Linked DNA regions of Homo sapiens: regions 1 and 2 are each linked to region 3. A link is a contact called in ENCODE Hi-C or POLR2A ChIA-PET data. All regions are on one chromosome and are shown on one strand. Each heading gives the region's core, a stretch centred on a gene start or an enhancer-like site at or near the end of the contact. The rest is flanking DNA. Distances are from core to core; before and after follow the strand shown.

Region 1 (3,667 bases), core at 627-3,126, 1.2 Mb before region 3:
AAAAGAGCTCAGCCTTGATTGGGCATCAGATTTAGTTCTTGCTTAATGGCCCAGAGCAGCATAAAGCATGAAGCATGACAGACATGTCAAAAGCAGGCCTGGCAGAGTCATCCTCCTGGGCTCCTATGGCATATCCTTCACGCTGGCCAGGCCTCAAATCCAATTCCAGGTCTTGACCACCACCAAAGCCCTGCGGTCAGCCGAAGGTTCCTGCCAGCCAGCTTTGTTCAGTTATCTACTTATTTTTACCCCTAAACCACCCCAAAAAAATAAGCAGACTGACTGTTCAGTTAAGGAGGGACATCAGTCCACTACAAGGCCCTGAAGCCAAGAGCTAATTTTAAGAAAGGAGGGAAACACATATCACAATGTGCCCCAGACCAAACACCACTGGGACAGGAGTGTGAACAGCGCTTAGAACCCAACCCTGGAGGCTCACCTCTGTGCAGCCTTTGGCCATCCATCCGGAGCCCGCCCTGATTCTCCACAGGGAGAGTGGGGAATTACAGTTCCCATCCCTGTTGGGTGGAACCAGATGACATCCTAAAGGCCCTTCCTACTGGGACTCGCTCCATCCTGGTAATACCTGCCATCGAATAAACACCATGGCCAGCCATAGAGACGCATGATCACACTCGGTCATCCCAACAACCCAGCCAGACTGTTCTTGTGAACACCCTTTCCAGAAATGGGGACAGTCTCGTGCCAAGATGCCAAAATGGGTGGGGGGAAGAGAAAGGGTTTGGGTCCAGGTCTGTCTAATTCGAAGGCTGCTTCTGGCACTTCCCCAGCTCACGAAGCCTGCTGCCTCTTGACAGGAAGTAAAAGGCACAGACAGATGGTGCTCTGGTGGAGCCCTGCCCAGAAAATGGCCACTTCCGGAGCAAAACTGCCACAGCAACAGGCCTTGTCAACAGCAGCCTCCAACCGTTAACCACAGGGCCATCTCACCTCTAGAAATCAGCTCCCTTTTATCCACACATCCCTACACACAAACAATAACTCCATCACCCAGGAGACCACAGAACAAAGGCAACGAGAGAGAGGGACAGAATGGGGCATAAATAAGATGCTGGATGGGCAGACAGGAAAAAAACACTTCAAGGCAGAGCACACCAGGATGTATTAGAAAGGAGTATTTGACACGCAGGCTTTTAGATGAAGCCTACCCTCCTTACGTGGGGAGTATACACAAATGAGTCTGTATTTTCAACTACGTCACATGCACCGCCTTGCAACCCAAAACAATATTTGTGCTTCAGGGGCTGCACTGCGCTGTTTTATACACAGAATCACCTGGCACAGCTCCTGTCCCTGAGATGCAAATTAATGTTCTCATGTAGTGGGGGGAAGGGGTCGAGAGGAGGCGAGGGGGAGGGGAGCAAATGTGCTCTGCAGGCCACACTCAGGCATTGACATCGCTGGGCATGATAGGCGCCGCCAGTGCTGTTGCTTAGCAACTCAATACCCTTCGAGAAAATCCAGCAGCCTCGCTGGCTTGCAGAAGCAGGCAGGGCTGGTTCAGCATGGCATTGGGCATGGAAAGATACTAACAGGTTTTTTTTTTCCAGTTATTAATAATCATTCTTCCTGATTTCCCATACAGATCGACATACCTGAGGGGACCCAGAGTCATCCACTACACTGGGGCTGGAAAAAGCCCAGGGTTTTTAAATTGCCTCCCAATCGGCTTCGGAGAGTAGTGGAATTTTACTGGCTGGTCCCATGACACTCCTTCCAGCCCCGGCCCTCACCACAACACAAAGGCAGAGCTCCACAGTGTGACTCACCAGCATACCTTCAGATCGTTGTTTGTCAGCCCATGTCATGAGTCATGGTTTCTTCAGCTTTCTTTTTTCTCAAAACTGAAACACTTGACATTTTACAATAGGGTTGGGGGGAGGCTTTTCATTTTTTTTTTTTAAGCCACTCTGTGGCTTTGTGTGCAAGTGTGGGGGCACGTGGGCAGAGGTGAGTAATGGATGCAAGAACAGGTAAACATGAGCAAGGTTCTCCACGCCATCAGCCACCTGGCAAGCCATCAGAGCTCAAGGAAGTTGTCATTTGTGTCGTGGAGGAATGGGAATACCCCTGGGCTATGTATCTTGGAAGAGACAAGGTGCTGGACAGCTTTCCACCCTCCATCTGTTGCATCCCAGCAGTGTAATGCTCCCTCTATTCCCACACACAAAGAGGTCGGCTTCATTTTGTGCCACGTGATAACAGCACCATGTAAGGCTTTAAGAAAAATCCTGCAGGAGTTACAAGAGACAAAGTACACTGCGACGTAAGATAAGAAAAAAAGAAGTGGAATTGCCACAGGGAAACTGTGCTGGGCCGAACAGTTGGTTGGTGGGTCCCTGGCTTTGGGTTCTGATTCTGACATAAATCGGGTGGGTGATGAGCTTCTTATTTGCATGGCTCATGCAAATATGCCATGATGTTATAAAGCACAACTTTCCTCCTCTCCATGAAGCCCTCAATCTCCAAATTTATTCACTTAGACAGCACAGTCTTTCCCCCAGAGTGTGAACCCCTCAAAGTCGGCACCATTTTATAAATCTCTTTATGGTATCAACCCAGCACATATCCAATACATACTAGATGCTCACTCATGCTGCCTGTGTGTATGGAGACATGGAGAAACAAAAATTAACTAAATCCAATTCACGTTTTGGAATCCTTATTTATTCCCATGCATTACAGGATAGATTCAATATGCCCTGTCAAGTCCCAGGAAAGTAATGAAGACCTAGGAAAGGATACAACAGAAAACGTTCTGAATGTTACACAATTTGAAATGCCATGATGTCATAAAGCATTCTTAGAAAAGGTAATAGTTGGCCGGAGGTGGTGGCTCACTCCTATAATCCCAGCACTTTGGGAGGCCGAGGCGGGCAAATCACCTGAGGTCAGGAATTCGAGACCAGCCTGACCAACAGGGTGAAACTCCGTCTCTACTACAGATACAAAAATTCGCCAGGCATCACCTGTAATCCCAGCTACTCGGGAGGCTGAGGCAGGAGAATTGTTTGAACCCAGCAGGGGGAGGTTGCAGTGAGCTGAGATGGCGCCACTGCACTCCAGCCTGGGTGACAGAGTGAAACTCTGTCTCAAAAAAGAAGAAAGAAAGAGAGAGAGAGAGAGAGAGAGAGAAAGGAAGGAAGGAAGGAAGGAAGGAAAGAAAGAAAGAAAGAAAGAAAAAGAAAGAAAGAAAGAAAGAAAGGAAAGAAAGAAAGAAAGAAAGAGAAAGAAAGAAAAGGTAATAACTATCAAAAGTCTCCCCACAGTCAGGGATGAGGACCAATTCTATACATAAGTAAATTAGGGAAGGGGAAAGTTAGAACTAATAAAAATATTTGCCCTGTCAGATTGGGGTAATGTCTGAAATTTCCACAATATTTGCTTATTTAGATTAAGATATTGAAGACCTGTGTCAAAATGTAAATGTTCTGTAGCCACAGCAATGTATAAATCCATTATTAACCTCAGGTGCATTTGCTAAATTTATTAAATCCATTCCCAGAGTGTAAGAGACCTAGGGATTGAGACTTGAAGCATGTAATTGTGTTTTTACATTATGGAAATGTCCAAACATGTACAAACTTGAAGTAATAGTGTAATCAAGCTCTATGTGCTCATCAGCTAGCTTCAACAATTATCATCC
Region 2 (3,819 bases), core at 25-2,524, 1.6 Mb after region 3:
CCCCTGTCCTCTCCTGAGGATCACTCCCGAGCACCGCAGCCTGTCTGCAGCAGCACCTGGGGCTGTGAGACCCACAGCAGGTGTGCCCTTTATAGCAGAGCTCCTAAGCTGTTGTGTTCTGATAATGTGTGTGAAATTAAAAATTTTCCATCTTGCGTTGGCAGGCCTGAAAGCAGGAGATGAGATTCTTGAGATCAATAATCGTGCTGCTGACGCCCTGAACTCTTCTATGCTCAAAGATTTCCTCTCACAGCCCTCGCTGGGCCTCCTGGTGAGGACCTACCCCGAGCTGGAGGAAGGAGTGGAGCTGCTGGAAAGCCCGCCCCACCGAGTGGACGGCCCTGCCGACCTTGGCGAGAGCCCCCTCGCCTTTCTCACCAGCAACCCAGGTATGGCTGTGCAGGGTGCTGGGGGCGAGTCTGAACTCCGTTGTGCCACGACCCGGGGAGTTTATCATGCGGCTTGTGTGTTTCAGTGAGTGCCTCTGTCTGGCAGGTGGTATAAAATGTGTGTGCAAGATGGGCTGATGACTGGCCCTGCATTTCCTGTTGAAATTTCAAAGGCGCAGGGAACTTTATTTTCTCATAGAGCTGTTTTGCTACAGATCCACCTGTCACCCATGGGCAGCTTTATAATGCTTCTGCTGTTTCTCATTTTGGGGAAAGGTGAATATTTAGAAGACTTTGCTGTGGATAGAGATACAGAGGCACAGAAGTGTTGGGAATTGGGCCACGTGTGGTGGCTCGCACCTGTAATCCCAGCACTTGGGAGGTGGAAGCAGGAGGATACCTTGAGGTCAGGAGTTTGAGACCAGCCTGGGCAACATAACGAGACTCTATCTCTCCAAAAAAAAAAAAATGAGCTGGGCATAGTGGAGAGCATCTGTAGTTCCAGCTACTTGGGAGGCTGAGTCAGGAGGATCGCTTGGGCCCAGGAGTTTGAGGCTGCAGTAAGCTGTGATTGCACTGCTGCATTCCAGCCTGGGAGACAGAGGCCTGTCTCGTAAAAAAAAAAAAAAAAAAAAAAAAAAAAAAAAAAAAAAAAAAAAAAAAAGAAGAAGAAGAAGAAGAAGTGCTGGGAATCACATAAGATGCTGAGACTAAGTCCTACCTCTGTTCCTGCCTTCTCTATCGTCATCTTCCAAACCACCACTCAGCCCTGCTTTCCTGCTGTCTGAGAGAAGGACGTGAGCTGAGATGCTGAGAGGCCCAGAGTGGAAATGTGTGCAGAGCTCTGTTTGTCTTTTGGACTTTTTCAACCTGAAGACTGAACCCGAGCGCTTCAGTGACCCCCCTGCCCTGCCCTTCCTTCCTCTCCCCGCTCCTTCTGGCAACCTGTGCTCATTCTACTAGAAGCAGCGTGAGTGCCACCTGCCTTTCGAAGTCTTCCTGGGACCCCATAGAGTTAGCTCTCTCCTCTGGGCCCCCACAACCCTGCAAATTTGACTTCCATATGGGCCCTCATTAGATCATGCGATTCTTACTTGCTTGTGTCTCTCTTTTCGCCTAAATGTGTTTCCTGAGACTGGGTTTATATTCCTCATTTTTGTCTTCCCGGCTCTTTACATGTGGTTTGCTACATGGGTGGCCCTTTCTTGTTCAGCAAGAGAGTGAGTGAGTGATGGAACAGATGAACAGCATAGATTACTATCATTTATTTCTCCATGACCGGGTTCTCGGGTTTGGGTTGATTTAGTAAGTTGGGGTTTTGTCATTATTTTCTCTTTTCAAAGCTTGGGATACAAAAGGAGCGTTCTGTTCAAAATCTGAAATGGAAGGCTCTTGGGTAGTTGGATATTCTTGCCCTGCTATTGTTGTTTTTCAAATCATTTTCTGAAGCTTGGCTTGCTAAGGAAGTTGGACCCCTCATTCTTTTGTCCATTGGCTCCTTGGAAGATTTTGACAAGTTGAAGCTTCAGAAAATTGATTGCTCTCAGTTACAGTTGACTTCCTTGACTCATTATGTTATTGTGGTCCCCACATCCCAATCAAATTTTTGAAAAGTGGCTCCAGTGAGTTGTGTACCCTTAGTAAAGGAGAATGAAGACTATAAAGGCTGTTATTTCATGTGACCACAAGATGGCAGGATCGATCCCATAAAACGGTTCACAGATAGAGTTGTTTCTGGAATATGACTTTGAATGAGACATATTATGTTAGATTAGATTATTTAAAGGATTTTATAAGCTTGCACATATGTGCTATAAGCAACAGTGTGTACTCAACTTTCTTTGGATTTTTTTCTTCTGTCTGAGCCCTTCTTCTGGGTTACAGATATAAAAAAAAAAAGAGGTGGGTAAACTATAATCCATAGGCTAAAAGCAGCCCACCACCTGTTTTTGTAAATAAAGTTTTATTGGAACACAGTCATGCCATTCATTTACACCTTGTCTCTGGCTGTTTTCCTTCTGTAATGGCAGAGTTGAGTCGTTGTGACAAGGACTTAGGGTCTACAAAGCCAAAAGTGTTTACTCTATGGCCCTTTACACATCAAATTCGCTGTCCCTGATGTAAAGTATGACTGAGATTGCTCACAATTTGTTTTTTTAAGGATAGACACGGTTAATGTTTTCGTCTATTTCTTTCTTCTTTTTTAAAAAAAGTCTACCGGGCGCAGTGGCTCACACCTGTAATCCCAGCACTTTGGGAGGCCAAGGCAGGCGGATCACCTGAGGTCAGGAATTTGAGACCAGCCTGGCCAACATGGTGAAACACCACCTCTGTTAAAAATACAAAAATTAGCCATCCGTGGTGGCAGGCGCCTGTAATCCCAGCTACTCGGGAGGCTGAGGCAAAAGAATCGCTTGAACCCGGGAGGCAGAGGTTGCAGTGAGCTGAGATTGCACCACTGCACTTCAGCCTGGGCGACAGAGCAAGATTCCGTCTCAAAAAAAAAAAAAAAAAAAAATCTGTGTATGTATATGTACGTGTACGTGTGTTTGCTTAAAAATCTATTAAAATACATTTAATAGAGTTTAAAATGCATTGAATAAATCTTGAAATGCATTTAAAAGATTTTTAAAATGCATTTTATATATATCTATTTTAGAAATATCTGAGTATTTCTGTGTATACAGTTGCTGTCTGGTCTTTTGTGTGGTGGAGTTTTAAACTAAACAACTGGACTTTACAACTGACCACGTTACCTCCTTCAGACCGCTCACCTTTGGAGGCTGTGCGCTAAATCCATGGACCCTGCCATTATTTTAAAACACATTAAAACTGCAATTTTGGGATCATCTTTGGAAGGTTTTTTTTTTTTTTCAATTAAGCGGCCATAACTCGGAGCTGATATTTTTTAAGTATTTACTATGTGCCAGGCATGGAGCTGAAAGTTTGATAATAACTATGACTCAAATTTTGTCCTCCAGTTTATGTTTTAATGTAGTTTTTCATTTTTTCATTGCTTTATCTTTTTTTTTTGAAACGAAGTTGCGGTCTTGTTGCCCAGGCTGGAGTGCAATGGCGCCATCTTGGCTCACTGCAACCTCCGCCTCCTGGGTCCAAGCGATTCTCCTGCCTCAGCCTCTTGAGTAGCTGGGATTATAGGCACCTGCCACCTCGCCTGGCTAATTTTTGTGTTTTTAGTAGAGATGGGGTTTCACCATGTTGGTTAGGCTGGTCTCGAACTCCCGAAATCGGGTGATCTGCCCGCCTCGGCCTCCCAAAGAGCTGGGATTACAGGAATGAGCCACTGTGTGCGGCCACATTGCTTTATTTCTTAAAATTTTGTAGTTTTACAATCATCAAAAATCCTTCAGGCTGGGTGTGGTGGCTCACGCCTGTAATCCCAGCACTTTGGGAGGCCAGGGTGGGCGGA
Region 3 (3,783 bases), core at 627-3,126:
GGCGAGAAGAGCAAGACTCCGTCTTAAAAAACAAAACAAAACAAAACAAAAATACAAAAATTAGCCGGGTGTGGTGCCAGATGCCTGTAATCCCAGCTACCCGGGAGGCTGAGACATGACAATAGCTTGAACATGGGAGACAGAAGTTGCAGTGAGCTGAGATCGTGCCACCGCACTCCAGTCTGGGCCATAGAGCAAGACTCCGTCTCAAACAAATAATAAATAAATAAATAAATAAAATAAAAAGAAATGCTTGGAGTGCTCGGGATCTTCCACTTCAACCTGGAATTTAAATCTTACTGAAATTTCTACAGGATGGTGTGGGCAAACAGGCATCCTAATGTTTGCTGATATAAGTGCAAACTGCATAACTTCTATAAAAAGAAATTTAGAATTAGCAAAATCATAAATGCATATATTGAGATCTAGCAATTTCAATTCTATTTCATCCTACAGATGTAACAGTTTTTCAAAGCTTTTCATTACAGCACTGATTAAGACTAGAAATAATCTAAATATCAATGTTTATGGAACTGGTTAAATAAATTACGGTATATCCCAACAATGAATCACTACGCAGGTGGGTTAAAAAAAAAAATAGACGGCCGTGCGCGGTGGCTCACGCCTGTAATCCCAGCACTTTGGGAGACTGAGGCGGGCGGATCACGAAGTCAAGAGATTGAGATCATCCTGGCCAACAGAGTGAAATACAAAAATACAAAATAAATTAGCTGGGCGTGGTGGCACGTGCCTGTAATCCCAGCTACTAGGGAGGCTGAGGCAGAAGAATCACTTGAACCTGGGAGGCGGAGATTGCAGTGAGCGGAGATCGCGCCATTGCACTCTAGCCTGGGCGACAAGAGCGAAATTTAGTCTCAAAACAAACAAACAAAAAACCAAAAAAACACAACCCTTCATATACAGATATGGGCCGATCTCCAATCTACGGTAGGCTAAAAATGCAGCTTACACACCATCTGTGTAAAAAGGGGAACACATTAAAATATGCATATTTATTTGCTTTTATGTTCATGGAACATCTTTAGAGGATCATAAGAAACTGTTAACATTGCCACTGAGGAAGTGAACAGCCTTCCAGACATGGGTGGATTTTTTTCACTCTACCGAATACCCTTTTAATTTCGAAACATCAAAATGAATTCGCATGCACAGGTGCATGCCCGAAGGAAAAACTTCTAGTTCGGTGATGAGATAGGGAAAGCCGGTGAGTTCAACCTTAGGCGCAATCACCCTGTGAAGGTGTGGCCAGCGAGGGCTTTGTCACGCAAGTCTGAGAACTGTCACAACCTTCCCCACCCCCTGCTCTATTTTCCTTCCACTTGTTTCTGAAACTCACTAAGCTTTGGAAAGTATTTAGTCATAGAATTGCTTGCAAACTTGGCATTCTTTAGAAAACACGGAAACACTTTTGCTTTCCTTGTTCCTGAAAGACTGGGGAACGGGGGACATCAAGCCAGGTAACATTGTATCATAACTGAAATTCAATGTCTTTGAAGTAACATTGTACCATAAATGAAATTCAATGTCTTTGAAGTAACATTGTATCATAAATAAAATTCAATGTCTTTCTAAGAGCTCTGTAGCTATAAAGCTGTAGAAATACAAAGTATTACTCAAGAATAACTAGTAATTACCAATAGTCACACCTCAGGTCAAAGTTTGGAGAGGACTATTCCACCTACTAGATCACACTTTCCTTCCCGAAAGCCGCTTCTCTCTCTGGCCTCTCCCCTCCTCCTCCTCCCTCATCTGTTTGGCGGGAGGCTTCCTCACATTACCGCTCCGCGTAAGTGCGAAGACGCACTGCAGCAGCGCCGTCTGAGGGACAACAGAGCCTACTCTTTCTTCTCATCTCTATGATCCTCTTTGTGACCTGTCAAACAACACCAGAGTTCCATGCTAATAGTACTCCACTCCGACAGAGAGCGATGCAAAGAGCCGACGCTCTCGCGAGAGGTGTGGGGCTCTCTCTCTCTCTCTCGCTCTCTCTCTCTCTCTCTCTCTCGCTCTCTCTCTCTCTCTCTCTCTCTCTCTCTCTCTCTCTCTCTCTCTCTCTCTCTCTCTCTCTCTCTCTCTCTCTCTCTCTCTCTCTCTCACTCTCTCTCTTTCTCCAAGTATTGAGAGCGCGTGGGAGCATAGGCGCATGCGCGCTCGTGGGGTGCGCGGTAGCAACAGAGGACTCGACCCGGCTGGAGCTCCGGAGAGCGCGCGTGCGCCGTCACGAGCTCGGCGCTGCCGGGGCCGCGGTGTGGAAGCGAGTATTCGACCGCCGTGCGGGCCGCGGGGATGTTCCGAAAGGCCCGGCGGGTGAACGTGCGCAAGCGGAACGACTCCGAAGAGGAAGAGCGGGAACGCGATGAGGAGCAGGAGCCGCCGCCGTTGTTGCCGCCGCCGGGCACGGGCGAAGAGGCGGGCCCCGGTGGCGGCGACAGGGCCCCTGGCGGGGAGTCGCTGCTGGGCCCGGGGCCGTCGCCGCCTTCCGCGCTGACCCCGGGCCTCGGGGCTGAGGCCGGGGGCGGCTTCCCCGGCGGCGCGGAGCCCGGCAACGGGCTGAAGCCGCGCAAGAGGCCTCGCGAGAACAAAGAGGTGCCCCGGGCCAGCCTGCTCAGCTTCCAGGACGAGGAGGAAGGTAAAGTGCGCGCTTCGGACGCCCTTAGACGGCCGCATCCCCGACGCAGGCCCCCGTCCCCCGCCCCCGTATTCTCTGGACGCCCAGCCCCGGAGCCCTGGAACGGAGTCCCCTGCCGTCCGACCGGCTGCGAATCTTCCCCAGCCTCCGGCCTTCTGCTCGGGCAAGGGACGCGTTCCCGCGCTGCCCCCAGCCTTTTCTTAACCACCTCCTCTGCCACGGGGCCGGAGCTCAGATCAGGCATTCAGAGTGTTTCAGGGGAAATTCGGTGTTCCCTGTCCTGCCTCTTTTCTGCCTGGCGTGTTTCAGGGCCAACTTGGTGTGGGTCCCCTGGCTGCTCTTGGCATGCTTTCCGAGCCCTCTGCAGGTCACTGCGCCCACACTTCTTGGATGCTCTGTCCAGGCATCCTCGACCATGAAGGCCGAGTTTGTAAAAAGGAATACTAGGAGAGGGAACAGAAGCCTGGAGTTGCAGCTCTGGTTCTGAGTGACCTTGGGCCAGTCCCTTGCAGTCGCTGAGCCTCAGTTTACCCATAAAAGTAATTAGGGGTAGCAGATACCCAGCCTTCTTCGCACTGACTTTGGGAACAGTGAAGCGAGACGGTGTAAAAATAGTAAAAGCAAGGTAGTTTCTCCAATTCCTGTGGGAGGCCAGGCTGCAGTGGTTTTAGATTGCTGATCTTAAATGAGCCTTAAATCTTTTCTTCTGACCATTTGAATGTGCATAACCCAGTTAATTCCATGTTACGAAAAAAGAAATTAAGTTTTGTAAATCTTGCATTTTTATTCGAGAGGTTTCCAGTAAGGTAGGTAGTTTATCTTTGGCATTTCTGTTACTCTTTATTTGGTTTGAGAGGAGTACAGACAGATTTTTGTTTTTGAGATACATGAGCTATTTTTTTTTAAGTATTTAGTACTTTTAAAATTTCAAATCAAAGAAAAGTGATTTGCCCTTACCTTAGCTTTAAAACCACTATGTCAGCTTGTGGTGGATGTAGTTACTCAGAATTGACAGCACCTTTTTATTTTAGATATTTTGTTTCGGATTCGTTAATAACTTGGTGATGTGGTTTTTCAGAAACATTTTGAATGATTTTTTCCCCTCTCAAATAGATGATTTAAGGACGACAATA

What was found. A loop is a pair of places that touch in the nucleus more often than their neighbours do. ChIA-PET counts read pairs that join two places held with the same protein, here RNA polymerase II (POLR2A). Pooled maps may share reads with other maps.
Region 1: a loop to region 3 is called in a pooled map, with 23 times the contacts of the local background. The contact joins the enhancer-like site here to the promoter of EPCIP-AS1 in region 3. A Hi-C loop is called at or near these places in 1 of 37 single-sample maps with no recorded cell type and 7 of 50 pooled maps. POLR2A ChIA-PET finds 5 or more read pairs at or near these places in 2 of 52 experiments (MCF 10A and activated naive CD4-positive, alpha-beta T cell).
Region 2: a pooled map shows a loop between it and region 3 (4-fold over the local background). The contact joins the enhancer-like site here to the promoter of EPCIP-AS1 in region 3. A Hi-C loop is called at or near these places in 4 of 50 pooled maps. POLR2A ChIA-PET finds 5 or more read pairs at or near these places in 2 of 52 experiments (CD4-positive, alpha-beta T cell and naive thymus-derived CD4-positive, alpha-beta T cell).

What each region holds. Positions count from the first base shown.
Region 1 is chr21:33,946,065-33,949,731 of GRCh38, reverse strand. All of the region lies in intron 2 of LINC00649 (long intergenic non-protein coding RNA 649), which reads right to left. Among named protein-coding and RNA genes, the nearest start is that of LINC00649, 17 kb to the right of the region's middle. RefSeq lists enhancers at 942-1,001, 1,532-2,011, 1,186-2,385 and a silencer at 1,853-2,147. Within about 2 kb of position 1,876, at least 39 of the 41 ENCODE cell types and tissues checked have a DNase peak (open chromatin) inside an H3K27ac peak, as active enhancers do.
Region 2 is chr21:31,178,991-31,182,809 of GRCh38, reverse strand. It overlaps TIAM1 (TIAM Rac1 associated GEF 1), which reads left to right. Exons shown (of 28, transcript NM_001353694.2): 15 at 165-389. Among named protein-coding and RNA genes, the nearest start is that of KRTAP19-8, 140 kb to the right of the region's middle. RefSeq lists an enhancer at 1-306. Within about 2 kb of position 1,274, at least 2 of the 41 ENCODE cell types and tissues checked have a DNase peak (open chromatin) inside an H3K27ac peak, as active enhancers do; they include CD4-positive, alpha-beta T cell, where a contact is called at or near this core.
Region 3 is chr21:32,770,193-32,773,975 of GRCh38, reverse strand. It overlaps EPCIP-AS1 (EPCIP antisense RNA 1), which reads right to left and starts at 1,876. Exons shown (of 4, transcript NR_024623.1): 1 at 1,668-1,876. It overlaps PAXBP1 (PAX3 and PAX7 binding protein 1), which reads left to right and starts at 2,221. Exons shown (of 18, transcript NM_016631.4): 1 at 2,221-2,650. The coding sequence starts at 2,308. RefSeq lists an enhancer at 1,565-2,554.